2 separate regions of the Homo sapiens genome follow, and region 2 is linked to region 1. Evidence: chromatin loops called from intact Hi-C (ENCODE). Cell type or tissue: CD4-positive, alpha-beta T cell. All regions are shown on one strand.

Region 1 (8,000 bases):
AGCAAGTAGATAAATTAGACTTCATCAAAATTAAAGCTACTGTGGATCAAAAGGACATTATGAAAGCAGGGAAAAGGTAACCCACAGAACAGGAGAGAGTATTTGTAAACTGTATCTGATAAGAGGTTAGTATCCAGAATTTATAAAGACCTCCTATGATATAACAATAACAAAAACCCAAATAATCCAGTTTTAAAATGGGCAAAAGGTTGGGTGCAGTGGCTCACATCTGTAATCCCAGCACGTTGGGAGGCCAAGGCAGGAGGTTCACTTGAGCCCAGGAGTTTGAGACCAGCCTGGGCAAGATGGCAAGACTCTGTCTTGAAAAAAATAAATAAATAAAATAAAATAAAATAAAAATGGGCAAAAACTTGAATTGACATTTCTACAAAGAAGATATATAAATTGGCCAATAAACAAATTAAATCATCGTTTGTTTGCTCATCATTAATAATTAAGGAAATTCCAATTAAAACCACAATGAGCTACCACTTTATGCCCATTAAGATGACTACAATAAAACAAACAAGCAAATAACAACAACAACAAAACAAACCCCTAAAAGTAGCAAGTCTTGGCAGGGAGAGAGAGAAATTGGAATCCTTGTGCATTGCTCGTGAAAATGTAAAATGGTGTGGTCACTATGGAAAACAGTGTAGTGGTTCCTTAAAAAGTAAAAATAAAATTACCACATAATCCAGCAATTCCATTTCTGAGTATATACCCCCAAAAAATTGATAGCAAAGAGAGACTTGAACAGACACTTGTACACCAATGTTCATAGTAGCATGATTTACAATAGCCAAAAGGTGGAAGCAACCCAAATGTCCATCAATGACTAAATGGGTAAACAAAATGTAGTATATACATACGATGAAATATTATTCAGCTTTAAAAAGGGATGAAATTATAACAGATGCTACATCATGGGTGAACTGTGAAGATATTATGCTATGTGAAATAAGCCAGATAGAAAAGGAAATGTATGATTCCATTTACATGAGGTACTTAGAATAGTCAAATTCATAAGGAAGGAAAGTAGAATGGTGGTCACCAGGGGCTGAGAGAAGGAGAAATGGGGAGTTTCTGCTTGATGGGTGTAGAGTTTCACTTTGGGGTCATGAAAGACTTCTGGGGATGCATGGTGGTGATGATTGCACAACAATGTGAATGTACTTGATGCCACCGAACACTTAAACATGGTCGAAATGCTAAATTTTATGTATATTTTACTGCAATAAAAATGCATTTTTATATATTATTAATTTGGATTTTACTAAAAGCAGACACTGTGAGACAAGAATTTGAGAGTAATTAGTTTATTTGGTATTGAAATAGGTTTTGCAAAGATTACGACAGTGAGAGAAATCTAACATGGCTGACTCCATCTTGCTTTTGGCTTCACAGGCTGGCTGTCTTTGATCATTCTGGGCATAGGACAAGCTAACTATGGGAGGAATTTAGTCTATAGTTTAACTTGAAAGCAAGGATGATAGTAGCCCTTCCCTGGAACTAACCACTCCTTGCTCAAGGGTGGAAAACTAACAAAAGGCCATGAGGCTAAGATTATAGAAGGCCCTGAAGTCTGCTAATATGTAGGCGTAGTTTCCATAATCATTTACTGCTCAGGAGTCATGTAGCCAGAGGTCACAAAATTTGTGACTTTCCCAATTGCTCCCAAAGATAACATGACTATTGTAAAACCTAAGAGTGGTCTTTTGAGATATTTTTCAGGTTTTTGCACTGCAGCAACTGACTGACCCTACCAGACCTGTGACTCATGACTTAACTGGTCCTGTGACCCCCACCTCTCAGAGGCTGACTTAAGGCTTGAGCACCATCTCCCACACCCCAATAATTTCACTTCCAACCAATCAGCTGTATCAATTCCCTAGCCCCCTGCCCACCAAATTATCCATAAAAACCATAGGGTCTGAGTTCTAAGGGAGACTGATTTGAGTGATAGCTCCACTTCTTCTGCCTGGCCAGCTTTTTGTTAATTAAACTCTTTCTTTACTGCAATACCATGGTCCCAGTGAATTGGTTTTGTCTGTGCCGCTGGCAGGAAGAACCTGTTGGGTGATTACAGTATCTCAAGAAATACTGTTAGTGAGTGGGCAAGAGAGGCAAGGAATTGAAGACTAATAAATGGTCTGTGTTATCAAGCCAGTTACTGTAATGGACAATTGGAACTTAATCCAGCTGGCAACTCTGGAGATCCAGAATAACACAAACCTCAGAGCTATTTCCTCAGTGGGGTGAATGAGCTGAAGTCTTGCCTCACCAGTTCCCATCAGTCATTTTTTAAGGAATACTTCCCAGATATCTGTTCATTTCCCTAAGCCTGGTGCAGCAAAGTGCACTCCAGTGGTCAGAGAAAATCTTTGGGCAAAGGGACCCTGATGCTGGCAGGTGGACATCATAAAGGCTGAGACATTGGCAGCATCTACCTTTATTTATTTATTTATTTATTTTTTACAGACAGGATCTTTCTCTGTCACCTCTGCTGGTGTGCAGTGACATGATCACAACTTACTGCAGCCTTGACTTCCTGGATTCAAGCAATCCTCCTGCCTCAGCCTTCCTAGTAGCTGGGACAACAGGCATGTGCCACCATGCCTGGCTAATTTTTTTATTTCATTTTATTTCTTTATTTTTTGTAGAGATGAGATCTTGTTGGGTTGCCCAGGCTTTGATAATATATTTAATTTAGACTTTTTTCTCTCTACTAATTCAAACCAGACCAGCATTAATTAATTTAAATTGGAAAATATTTCTTGATTATGCAGATCTTGAATAGCATACTATAGAACATATGGAATGTGCAGTATATATTAGACATCATGCCATACCCTTCCTGTGACTGCCCGTGTCTCTAGCCTGTAGCATGGTCAGCTTTGGACCAAGTCTTCACTTTGCAATGGACTCTTCATCCCCCACTCTAGTAAGAAAGAGCACACAATGGCCTTTCTTTTTGAGGAAGAAAAACTTGGGTGGAAAATCTGGGTTTTCTTCCAAATGTCATTAAATATCATTTAATTCATTTTGTATCCTCAAACATTCCACATATATCAACAGCTTTTCCTGTAAATATTAAATAAAAGGAGGTAAGAAAAAACAGGAGGCAATGGCAGTGGAGAAATCTCTTGGAGGAAAGCTGAGAGCACAGTCCCCGTGACTGAGAGTTTCAGAGGGTTGGCAGAGCCATGAAGAACAAAGTGAAACTGTGGCTGTCGAGCAGTGAGAATGATCAAGGCTTTTATTTACATTCCAGTGAAATCTAGGGACAACTCTCATTGTGCGACTATTTATGGTGGAATTGTTTGAAACTTTGCAACTTTCTCTTTGGTGTTTTTACCCACTTCCTGTTTCTTGTTGTGATTAACAGTAAAACGAAACCTAATCACACAAAAAGCTTTTAGGAAACCATAAACCGGTAATATGGTTTCAAGGTGATCTTGGGGTCACATAAATTCTTCTGATGCCTCGGGCGCTGGAGAAGATGAAAATCTTTATGGAAACACCACTGAAAATGGAAGCCGATGGTCCCACCTCAATAACAAGGGAATAAGGAGCTTACCACACCTTTTATCCTTGACACCCATTGGGCTACAAGTTTCCAGTCTGGCTTACAGCTGAAGAAATTTCCACCACGTAGACAATGGGAAGACAAGAAAATGGTCTGTTGGCATGCTAAGTTGAAATCAAAACCTTCTCCATGGAAACGTTTTGAAACGTTATGTTTAGATTCTAAGGTGCTGACAGTAAAGTTGCAGTTTAAAGAGGTTTTATGGTCTGAAGACGGTAAATAGTAAATGCCTTACCATTTCTCGCTTTTGAGACCTAATCCATTTTTATGTCAAGAAATTCCGTATATGTAAGATTTAGTGAGTGCAAAGAATGTCAGCAACCATTGTGGAGATTTTGCATTCTGTCTGCCTGCCTGGCTTGTATTCTTAGATGCACGTATACATTTAAACATGTATAAACTTATACATGCCCTTCCTGAGGTAAGAATACTTGACTGAAAACTGTGGTATATAGGAATAAGTTATTCAAACTAATTGTGTACTTAATCCTATACAACCCTTTTCTCTCATCTCAGAAGAGGACTGTCTTGGGTTGGTGTTGCCATCTAGTGGCCAATATGGGAAACTGGCAAATGCATGACTTCTTCCTTTTCCTTCTTTCTTCCTCTCTCATTAGCGTGAAGAACTTGGTATACACCCGACCTTCTTTCAGATACTCATCATGAACAGCTTAGCAAAAGCCTCTAAAGATAATGTCTTTCTTACACAGATGGATAGACACAACACACACACAGACAACACACACACACAGACAACACACACACACAAACTCTCTCTCTCTCTTTCAAGCCCCTTTCACTTACAACCTTCCCTCCCAACTGTTGCTAATTGTATCTGTCTGGGTCTCCCACAAGGCAATTTTGTCATCTGCATTCTCTCTCCTTCTTGTTGTTGTTAATTTGTGAACCCCTTCACTCAAATTAATAAAAGCCGTATTTTTTTTATTTTTTATTTTTTGTGAGGCAGAGTCTCTCTTTGTCACCCAGGCTGGAGTGCAGTGGCACAATCTCAGCTCACAGCAACCTCCACCTCCTGGGTTCAAGTGATTCTCCTGCCTCAGCCTCCTGAGTAGCTGAGATTAGAGGCATGCACCACCATGCCCAGCTAATTTTTGTGTTTTTAGTAGAGACACGGTTTCACCATGTTGGCCAGGCTGGTCTTGAACTCCCGACCTCAGGTGATCTGCCCGCCTTGGCCTCCCAAAGTGCTGGGATTACAGGCATGAGCTACCACATCTGGCCAAAAGCCATATGTTTTCCGAAGTAATTGGACACGCTGAAACTAATGTTGTAAACTTTAAAACTTTTGTGGAGCCCCAGAAGTGTCCTTTTAGAATCTCTAAAAGGTTTACAGGGAGTTCCTTCTTACCTCTCAATTAGATAGAGCTGCTTTTGTCAATTGCCAGTATTTAAGGCAAAATTTTAAAATCACTTAATGTATTTGTACTTGCTTACATTTGCCAAAGTAAAACTGGTAGGGCAAGCCAAAAACTAATAAAAATGATTTTCTGTGGGGATGGGAGAGAACGGGGTCTAGGACAGGAATAGAAGAGAGACTTCTCTGTTTATAGTTTGTTTTTAAAGATAGCTTTTTTGGTGAATAAAATTCACTCGTTTAAAGCTTACAACTCAGTGATTTTTATTTTTATTTATTTATTTTTTAGAGACAGCGTCCCCTCTGTTGCCCAGTGGAGTACAGTGAAGTGATCATAGCTCACTGAAGCCTCAAACTTCTGGGATCAAGTGATCCTCCTGCCACAGCCTCCAGAGTAGCTGGAACTACAGGCATGCACCACCACACCAGGCTAATTTTTATTTTTATTTTTGTAGAGATGAGGGCTCACTATGTTGCCCAGGCTGGTCTTGAATTCCTAGCCTTAAGCCATCCTCTTGCCTTGGCTTCTCAAAGCATTGGGATTACAGGTGTGAGCTACCATGTGTGGCCAATTCAGTGACTTTTTAGCAGACTTATAAAGTTATATGACCATCACTACAATCTAATTTTAGAACATTTTCTTCAGCCCAAAAAGAAACTTTGCCCTCACTTACAGTCACTTCCCATTCCCACCCCATGCCTCAAACTCCTGGGCTCAAGTGATCCTCCCACCTCAGCCTCCTGAGCATCTGGGACCACAAATGTGTGTTACCACACCTGGCTAACTTTTATAAAATAATGTTTTTTGTAGAGATGGAACCTTGCAATATTGCCCAGGCTGGTCTTGAACTCCTGGCCTCAATCAGTTCTCCCACCTCAGCCTCTCAAAGTGCAGGGATTACAGGCATAAGTCACTGTGCCCAGCCAATAATAATGTTTTAATATCGGCCTATTAATTGTAAGAAATATACCATACGAATGCAAGATGTTAATAACAGAGGAAATTAGTAAATGAGATATATAGAAACTCTCTGTCCTATCTTCACAAGTTTTCTATGACTCAAAAAGTATTCTGAAATCAAAAGTTTATTTTAAAAGCCTATCTTTCCTCCATTGAATTGCTTTTTTATTTTTGTCAAAAATCAACCAGGCATATTTATTTAGGTCTTTTTCTGAGTGCCTTTTTCTGGCCCATTGATATATGTGTCTATACCTCTGCCATTACCACACAGGTTTGCTTACCGTTTTTATATAATGTCTTGAAACTGGGTAGACTGATATTTCCCACTTTATTCTCCTTTTTCAAAATTGTTTTAGCTAGTCTAATTTCTTTGCCTTTCCATAAATTTTAAAACAGTTTTGTCTAAATCTATTTAAAAAATCTGGTTAGGCTATTGATAGGATTTGCTATTTGTGTATCAATTTTTCTACCTGTTCAAATGGGGAGAAGCAACATCTCTATTATATTGAGTCTTTTAATACATGAACATGATATGTCTCTCCATTTATTTAGATATTCTTTGATTTCTTTCATTAGCATTTTGTAGTTTTCAGCATACAAGTCCTGTCTTGTCTGTTAGATTTATACTTAAGCATCTTATTTTGGAAGAGCAATTGTCAATGGTACTGTATTTTAAAAATTGGTATCCATGTGTATAATTGATTTTTGTATCTTTATTTTGTATCCTATGATGTTGCTGAACTCATGTATTAGTTTAAGGAGGACTTTTTTGTGTGTGTAGATTCCTTGGGATTTTTCTACGTAGAGCATCATGTCATCTGCAAATATGAGCTGTTTTATTTCTTCCTTTCTAATCTGTATGCCTTTTATTACCTTTTGCTTTGGCTAGAGCTATATCAAATAAGTGAGGTGAGAACAGATATTCTTGCTTTGTTCCCTGTCATAGGCAGAAAGCATTAAGCCATTCATTAAGTATAATGTTAAGTGTAGTTTTTTTTTTTCTTTTTTTTTTTGACATGGAGTTTCACTCTTGTTGCCCAGGTTGGAGTGCAATGGCGAAATCTTGGCTCACTGCAGCCTCCACTTCCCAGATTCAAGCACTTCTCCTGCCTCAGCCTCCTGAGTAGCTGGGATTACAGATGCCTGCCACCACATCTGGGTAATTTTTTTTGTATTTTTAGTAGAAACGGGGTTTCGCCATGTTGGCAAGGCTGGTCTTGAACTCCCAGCCTCAGAAAGTGATCCGCCTGCCTCGGCCTCCCAAAGTGCTGGGATTAGAGGCGTGAACCACCGCACCCAACCAAGTATAGTTTTTGTAGATGCTCTTTATCAAGTTGAAAAGGTTTCCCTCCACTCTTATTTTTCTGAGGGTGTTAAATTATTGTGAAGTGTATTTTTTGAATCAATTGATATGATCATGTTATTTTTCTTGCTTAACCTGTTAATATGATATTATATTAATGGATTTTCCAATGTTGCACCAACCTTACATCCCTGGAATAAACTCCAATAGGTCATGATGTATAATTCTTTTCATGTGTTGCTATGTTCTATTTGCTAATGTTTTCATAAAGAGTTTTGTGTCTGTATTAATAAGGGATATTTGTTTGTAGTGTTCTGTTTAATACTGTTTTTGTCTTATGTTGCTATCAGGTAATACTCATTTCATAAAATAAATTGGGAAGTGTTTCCTCTTTTAGTTCTGAATGAGATTGTATAGAATTCGTGTCAAGTCTTTAAATGTTTGGTAGAATTTTTCAGTGAAAATAGAGTTTTTTTGGGGGGAGATAATTAAGATTTAATTTTCTTAATAGTTACAGGGCTATTTAAGTTCTCTATTTTGTATTGGGGTAGTTAGGGTAGTTTGTGTTATTTAATGGTCCATTTCATCTAAATTGTCAAATTTATATGTGTAGAGTGGTCTGTAGTATTCCCTGGTTATCCTTTTGATGTCTGAAGGGTCTGTAATTCATACCCTTGTTTCATTCCTGATGTTGGTAATTTGTATCCTTTCTCTTTGTTTCTTTGCCTGTCTTGCTAGAGGATTGTCAATTTTATTGATCTCTTCAAAGAAC
Region 2 (8,000 bases), 2.0 Mb before region 1:
CTTTATGGTAGAACAATTCATATTGCTTTGGGTATATACCCAATAATGACGTTGCTGTGTCAAATAAATTGTAGTTCTATTTTAAGTTCTTTAAGAAACCTCTAGACTGCTTTCCACATTGGCTGAATTAATTTACATCCTCATCAGCAGTGTATAAGCATTCTCTTTTCTCTGCAACCTAGCCAACATCTGCTATTTTTTGACTTTTTAATAATGGCCATTCTGATTAGGGCGAGATGATGACTCATCATGGTTTTGATTTGCATTTCTCTAGTGATTAGTGATAATGAGCATTTTTTTCATATGCCTGTTGGCTAGTCATATGCAGAAGACTGAAACTGGACCCCTACTTTTTGCAACATACAAAAATAATCTCAAGATGGATTAAAGACTGAAATGTGAAACCTAAAACTATAAATACCCTAGAAGAAAACCTAGGAAATACTATTCTGGATGTCAGTCCAGGCAAAGATTTTATGATGAGGGCTCCAAAATCAATTGCAACAAAAGCAAAAATTGACCAATGGGACCTAATTAAACTGAAAAGCTTCTGCACAGCAAAAGAAACTATCGACAGAGTAACCTAAAGAATGGGAAAAATTATTTGCAAACTATGTACCCAACAAAGGTCTAATGTCCAGAATCTATAAGGAACTTAAATTGACAAGTAAAAAACAGCCCCGTTAAAAAATGGGCAAAGGGCATGAATGGACACTTCTCAAACACTTGCACTTCAGATGCCATTCTTCATCCTTTCTCACTCATCGATTCCCACCTATCCCAACATTCTACCTGCTCTGTTAGGCTCCCTTCTTTACCCTTCTAAACACACACTCAATATTACTGCTTTTGCTAATATGTTTGCCTCCGCCTGTAATGCACTCTCTCCTCATCTCAATCCTTTCTTTACTGTTAAGTGACATGCCACCTCCTCTCAAAAATCTGCCTGTATTTTTCCATCTTTCTCCATGTGCCCATGGAATACTGGGATTCATATTCCTATTAGAGCATTTATTAATTGGTGTTGTATTAGACTGTGCTCTTTGAGGGCAAAGACTAAGTCTAATTTAGCCTGACTTTCTCCACAGGCTAACTCTTGCACAAAGTATGTGCCCAATAAATTCTGTGGGACTAAACTTCTTGGCTGATCTTGCATTTATAGCCCCTGTCTTTGAGTTTAGGTGCTCATTTGGTGCTAATTTTTTCTTGTTTGCTAATGTCCTCCTCGATGATAAGCTAATTTTTGGTGGTGATTCTGCTGTGTAGCACGTGGTTTTCTTGACTCAGTCTCCAGTCTTAAATGTCCACTCTAGTTCTAATTGATGTCTGTGATTTCTAAATTTGTATACTACTAGACTTACAAAGTTGAAGAAAGCTTCATTTGTGCTACATTGCTAGTCTTTTTCGTTACCAATATTAACTTTTCTTGTTAAAAAATATGAAAAGGGTAATTTACTTTGCAAGGTAATGTAAAGATTAAGTCAGATAATTTATTTGAAAGTGCTTTATGAATTGTCAATTATCATACAACATGGTGTTATTAGTAATAGTAAATTGTATGCCTCTTGAGAGTAAAATATACCTTTTACTGTGTGGCAGATTTTGCCTACTAATCATCTACCAGCTGTCTGCACCCTACATGGTCCTTTGTACTTCTTTGCCAGCAGAATATTGGTCCCACAGTAGGGGCTAAATATGTCTAATATTCTTTCTCCTGTATCACTTGCAGCTAGAACCTGGGCAGTGGACTCAATTTTGGCCAAGGAGTCCTGAGTGGAAACCCGCTGTGTGATTTCTGGGATAAATTTTGCTTCCTGTTTTTTTTAAATGCATGAAAATAAAATTTTCTGTTTTCTGTCTTGCTGTGGTTGCCCGGGACCATGATGGTAATCTTGCCACCCCAAGAGAAAAGCCAAAAATGAGTGCCAGTTATCTATGTGTGGCAGAGTGGAAAGGTATAAGGAACATGGGCTCTTGTTCTGTTGTTGAACTACTACCTACACCCTGAAACTACTTCGCCTCCAGAACTTTTGTTATAGAAGAAAATAACTGTTCTTATCAATTAAACCACTTTTAAGCTGCATATTCTGTTCCTTGTACCCCAAAGGATTCTACTTCTATTATATCCTTCACAGTGTCAAGGCCAAGGTTAGATTCTTAAGTACTCCCTGTTTGATTATAATTGTACTTATTTTCTTCTCATGTTTTTGTAAAATGGGTACTAATATTCATCAACTCCTTGCAAAGGCAAAGAAATTACACTCCAAGAAAACATAGACACATTGATTGTTAAGATTATATGACCGTGTCATTATCAGGATGCCACAGACGCAAGGCCTGAAATAAACAAGACTTAAATTGAAAGCAGAAATACTATAGGCAAGATGAAAAGAGTCAACACAAATGAAAACTGTGATGGAGGACAGCTTCTAACTGTGACTCTGCGACTGGTAACAATGCAAAGCTTCATAACCTCTTGGGTAAATAGCTCTCATACTCCCATCATTGTGCTAATGTCTCCCTCATTTCTCTTTCTCATGTCTGAGGTCAATGTATCAAATTACATTATTTAATGGCCTATATTATAATTTAATTTCAATAGGATTGACCACATTTATACTCAGAAATGCTCAAAATCATATGTATGCTTTTTAAGGAAATTTCCCTTGGAAAAATTCCAAGCCTATTATTAAGAACCTGTGTCGGCCGGGCGCGGTGGCTCACGCCTGTAATCTCAGCACTTTGGGAGGCCAAGGTGGGAGGATCACGAGGTCAGAAGATCGAGACCATCCTGGCTAACATGGTGAAACTCCGTCTCTGCTAAAAATACAAAAAATTAGCTGGGCGTGGTGGCAGGTGCCTGTAGTCCCAGCTACTCGGGAGGCTGAGGCAGGAGAATGGTGTGAACCCGGGAGGCTGAGGTTGCAGTGAGCTGAGATAGCACCACTGCACTCCAGCCTGGGCGACAGAGCAAGACTCTGTCAAAAAAAAAAAAAAAAAAAAAGAATCTGTGTCACCCAAGTAATCCATCTAAAATGGTTTATCAGGCTACAACCATAATATAAATGGTACAAATACGTTGGATAATCTTCATGTTAAAGCTGTGCTTTCTGATTATATCCTATCCAGCAGTTAACTCTTAGTATGAAGAGGAAATAGAGCTTGAATGACTGACAAATGCACCTATCAAGTAATTGGACTGGGCTGGTTGTCAGTGGCTTAAAAAAATTTATGACCCATGAAATTTCTTAGTAGTGTCGTTATTGTCCATGGTACCCGACCAAAATGAAGGCTTTGTTTTCAACTGCAGCTGGATTATCATTTCAGATATTAGGACAGAGCTCCTTACTTTAAAAGTTCCCTAAAGTGAAAGATGGAATTTCAGATGTGAAAGGGTTCAGCTTTTCTTCTCTCTGAATTGATATTGCTACCAAATTTAATATCCTTATTATCTAGTGTGGAGACACAATTATCAAAGCGAGGCACATTGTTAAATTAGGCAAAGAAAGGTGTGAAACCAGGAAACACAGATGAGAATGAGAGAATTCGAATCAATGATGGAAACCGAGTTTGGAAAATCCCTGAGTCTAGAGGTATCCACAACAGAGGAATCTGTTGCCTCAGGCTGAGTGGTGAGAGAGCTCTTAGGAGTCCCCACCTATTACAAACTTGGATTTGGATAACGGCAAGAGTTGTGTAAAGGGAATTTAGAATTATTGGCCGTGCATCCTAGCAGTGTTAGCCTCTCAGGCGCCTCTGGTCATTTCAGCTCATCTGTAACAGTGAACAGATGACAGCTGCCTCAATATTGTGTGCTACGTTGAAGGAGCTGCTATACCACAAATGGCCAGGAGAGGTCAGCATCGGAAGTACATGACGGCACTCCTGGATTTTCAGAAAAACTGTGATAGCTACAAGGAAATCAAAAGGAAAATATCTGTGAACAATATATCAGATAAGGGGTTAATTTCCAAAATATGTAAGGAAATGTAGGGAACTCCTGTCACTAAATGCCATATATATATATATATTATATTATAATCTATCTAAATGATAGGCAAGGATTATAAACACAAAAGAATTAAAAAAATAGGCAAGGACTGGAACAGAAATTTCTCCTATTGACATATAAACAGCCAATAGGTATATGAGATGCTCAACATTATTGATCATTAGAGCAATTAATATAAAATTATAATGAGATATTATTCATGCCTGTTAGAATGCCTTTTATATATATATATATATATATATATATATATATATATATATATATATATAAACAAAAGATAAGTGTTAGTGAGGATGTGAAGAAATTGGAACTCTTGCACATTGTTGGTGAGAATGTAAAATGGTGCATCAGCTACAAAAAACAGTGTGGAGTTTCCTCAAAACAGTTAAAAATAGAACTATTATATAAATAAATCAAGAATCCTACTTCTGGATATATATCCAAAAAAACTGAAATCAGGTTCACCATGATATATCTGCACTCCCATGTTCCTTGCAGTGTTCTTCAAAATAGCCAAGATAAAAAAGCAACACAAGTGTCCATAGACAGATGAATGGATTTTAAAAATGTGGTATATACATACAATAAGATATTATTCACTATTAAAAAAGAAGAAAATCCTGCCATTTGCACAACATAATAAACCTGGAGCACACTATGTTAAGGGAAATAGGCCACTCACAGACGGACAAATATTGCATGATCCCGCTTATGTGTGATGTCTATAATAGTTAAACTCATAGAGGTAGAGAATATAATAGTGGTTTCCCAGACCAGAGGGGTGGAGGAAATGGGGAGTTGTTCCATTAGTATAAAGTTTCTCTTACGTCAGATAAGCAGATTATAAAGATATGCCATATGACATAGTCCCTATAGCTAACAATGTTGTATTATGTATTTCAAAATGTTAGGAGGGTAGATCTCAGGTTCAAAAGGAAAATATTTGCAAACCATATATTAAGTGTTCTTACTATAAAAACAAACAAACAGCTGAAAAACAAAAACAAAAGAAAATAAAACTTTGGGAGATGTCATTCTCCTTAGGAAGAGGCAATCTAATATGCTTTCTGTGCTTTGAGGCCAGAAAATCAAGGAAACAGCTTACTACAGTAGATATTGCCTGGGATCTATACTCAGTAGATCTGGATTTCCATCTGGAGTCTACCTCCTTTTAAGGAATCATGTAACTTCTTTTAACTTGAGTTTTCTCACATATTAAAATAGGGTTCATAATATGTACTTTACAAAGTTATACTAAATTATAAGGTTATTGTGGAAATGAGTTAAACATTTGGAAACCAATGGGTACGTATAAATTGATAAAAATATTTTTTGGAAATTATAAGAACTTTTCCTTTTCTAACAAAATGGAAATAAGCCAAGTCGTTAGAAGCAGGAGAAAACTGAGCAGTGATACCTATAGAAGTCTGGGTCTGGGTTACAAAAAACAAAGCAAACAACTCTGACTAAATGGAATTTATTGACAGGACAATACATAGTTTTCTGAACTTAAGGGATGGCTGAAGAGGTAGACATGGAGGTGGACCAAAATTTGGAATGATGTCACAGCCAAAATTTCACCCTGTGAAGTTTGCTGATGCTGCTGCTGGCTCCATTGTTACTGGATGTGGTTTCCAGGACATCAGTCCCTATTGCCACCATCATCTTATCCTTAGACCCTCTGCTATTGCTTGAGTCTCAACTTTATCATAGCTGCTCTGAGTAAACACTAATTTTTTCTTTATTTATTTCAACAATATTTCTGTAGTTTTTAAGGTATATATTTTGCCCTTACATTAAATTTATTCCTCAGTGTTTAATTCTTTCTGATGTTATTGTAAGTCAATTATTTTCTTAATTTCATTTTCAGATTGTTCATTGCTAGTGTATCGAAATAAAATTTATTTTCTTGTAGTCCATAAACATGCTGAATGAATGTATTCGTTCAAATTAATTTTTTAGTGATTTTTTCTAGATTCTCTATATGCAAGATAATGATACTTGAAAATGGAGATAATTTTAGTCATTCCTTTTCAATCTGGTTACCTTTCATTATCTTGCAACTTATCCTGGCTAGGACCGCCAATACAATGTTGAATAAAAGTGGCAAGAATAAACACTTTTGTCTTCTTCCTAGTCTTAGGGAAAAGCATTCAGTCTTTCTCCATAAGTATGATGTTAGCTTAGTTTTTATAGGTGTTATTTATCAGATTGAGAAAGTTGTATACTATTCCTAGTTTATTGAGTGTTTTGTCATGAAGGAATTTTAGATTTTGTAAAATGCTTTTTTTTCCTGAATCTAGTTAGATGATCATGTGGATTTTGTCCTTTATTCTACTGATATGATGTACTACACTTATTTTCAAATTTAAACTACTTGGTCATGGTGTAAAATTTTTTTATATATTGTGGCTGATTCTGTTGGTATTTTATTAAAGTCTTAATTTTCTCTAAACTTGTATCATTCTCTCAAGGTTTGAAGGTTCCAATGTTCAAAATCTCAGTTGGGGCATCTATTGGTTGATTCTATGCCTGATACCCACTGCTAGCTGCCAAAGGGCTGAAGAACACAGTCTTTCTTGTTTTTTAGGTAGTAAGAAATGGAGCCTGAATCTCACCTTTACTTTAGGATTTAGGTTTCTTCTCAAACAGGAAAAATGGTTATTTGCTAGACATCCAAAAATGACAAATGTTCATTACAATATTCCATACAAACATTCATGTTTTATGTTATACATTTACATTCATATTTATAAGCACACAGTATAATTTCATGAAAGGGCAGCAGGATTTTTTATTTTATAAAGTAAATTGAATCATTCCCAGCTTTGCATTTTCACTTTGATGTGCAGCCTCTTTGGTGTCTTTGGGCTAACAATGTAGGCAAGGTGAGAGGTTTACTACCTAAGTTACAGATGCCACTGGGAGCACGTTTGGTGATTTTTGGTGTGATATATTTTAAGTGCTGAAGAGCCTTCTTCTCTATTTTTCTTCTTAAAGCCAGTGCCTTCTGCTGGGTGAACATGGTAACAACCCAGCTCAGGAAAGTCAGAAGTCACTTTTCGCCCTACTCCGTTCTCATGCTTCTGTGTTAATTCTTCCTGTTCATACCATCCTTCAACTCTTGACACATACACACAAGTGTACTGGCAAAGCAAGTGTAAAGGCCTCACAAATCCCTGCATGGAATTTGGAAGCTGAGTCAGAAGGAGGTTAAGTGCCTAACCCTAGCTCTTCCAGCACAGTGAGAGCTCCTCAGAATTGAGGTGCTCATCCATGCTTGTGAATTGATTACCTTAAGCACCATGATTTAACACAGCCCTGCCTTTCTAGAGCAGCAGGGAGGGAGCAGGAAACTCTACACTGTGCCAAGCAGAATTAGCTTTTGAGTTTAGGTCACAAAACTACCAGCCCTGGAACCGAGGATCTCTCCTGGTTACCCTTCAGCTTACACTCTATTGAGGGCGAGGCATCACTGATAATTGAACACGTTACTCTATTTGTGACAGGATAATGTTACTCAACATTCAGCCTGTCTCCAAGTGTGCTATGCAAGTGGATGATCTCACTCTTTGATTACAGGGGAAATGCAAGAGAAATGTACTCTTACATTTTAAATTAAATCCCACATTTTTCTTGGAAATTAATTTAAAATGATTGAATAAATATTTATCTGAGAAAATGCTTCTGAATTTTTGTGGAGAGACATCAGATGAGGATTTAGTCAACAAGCTGGAATAGGGGAATGGGGTCATGACTGAGCCAGGAGTGTGCCAGTGGCAGCAGAGAGATGTTGATCAAGACACCCTCTGAGGACAAATTGTGGGATTTATAAGCATTGTCACATCCTGAGGCACAGAATAGCGAAGTGGGAGACTGTGCAAACCCTTTTAAGGTTATTGAAAATTTTTTGCAAACAGATCCAAGTTCATGTTTAGGCTAATAGGAGGAGTGTATTTATGAAATGAGATTTTAAGGTCTTTGAACT

Evidence for each region. Peaks named below come from ENCODE experiments on the same cell type or tissue, not always from the same donor. Only the 100,000 strongest peaks of a DNase experiment are listed, where the experiment ranks them.
Region 2: it touches region 1 in a loop (24-fold over the local background); 4 of 110 quality-filtered maps call a loop at or near these places.

Annotation. Positions count from the first base shown.
Region 1 is chr6:47,410,304-47,418,303 of GRCh38, reverse strand. No RefSeq gene overlaps it. Among named protein-coding and RNA genes, the nearest start is that of CD2AP, 63 kb to the left of the region's middle. RefSeq lists enhancers at 3,603-3,652, 4,155-4,214, 4,225-4,274. In CD4-positive, alpha-beta T cell, a CTCF peak has its summit at 4,129 (motif pointing left); DNase peaks (open chromatin) are centred at 3,453 and 4,133; H3K4me3 peaks cover 1,197 bases; H3K27ac peaks cover 467 bases.
Region 2 is chr6:49,405,972-49,413,971 of GRCh38, reverse strand. No RefSeq gene overlaps it. Among named protein-coding and RNA genes, the nearest start is that of MMUT, 53 kb to the left of the region's middle. In CD4-positive, alpha-beta T cell, CTCF peaks have their summits at 3,661 and 3,861 (motif pointing right); a DNase peak (open chromatin) is centred at 3,841.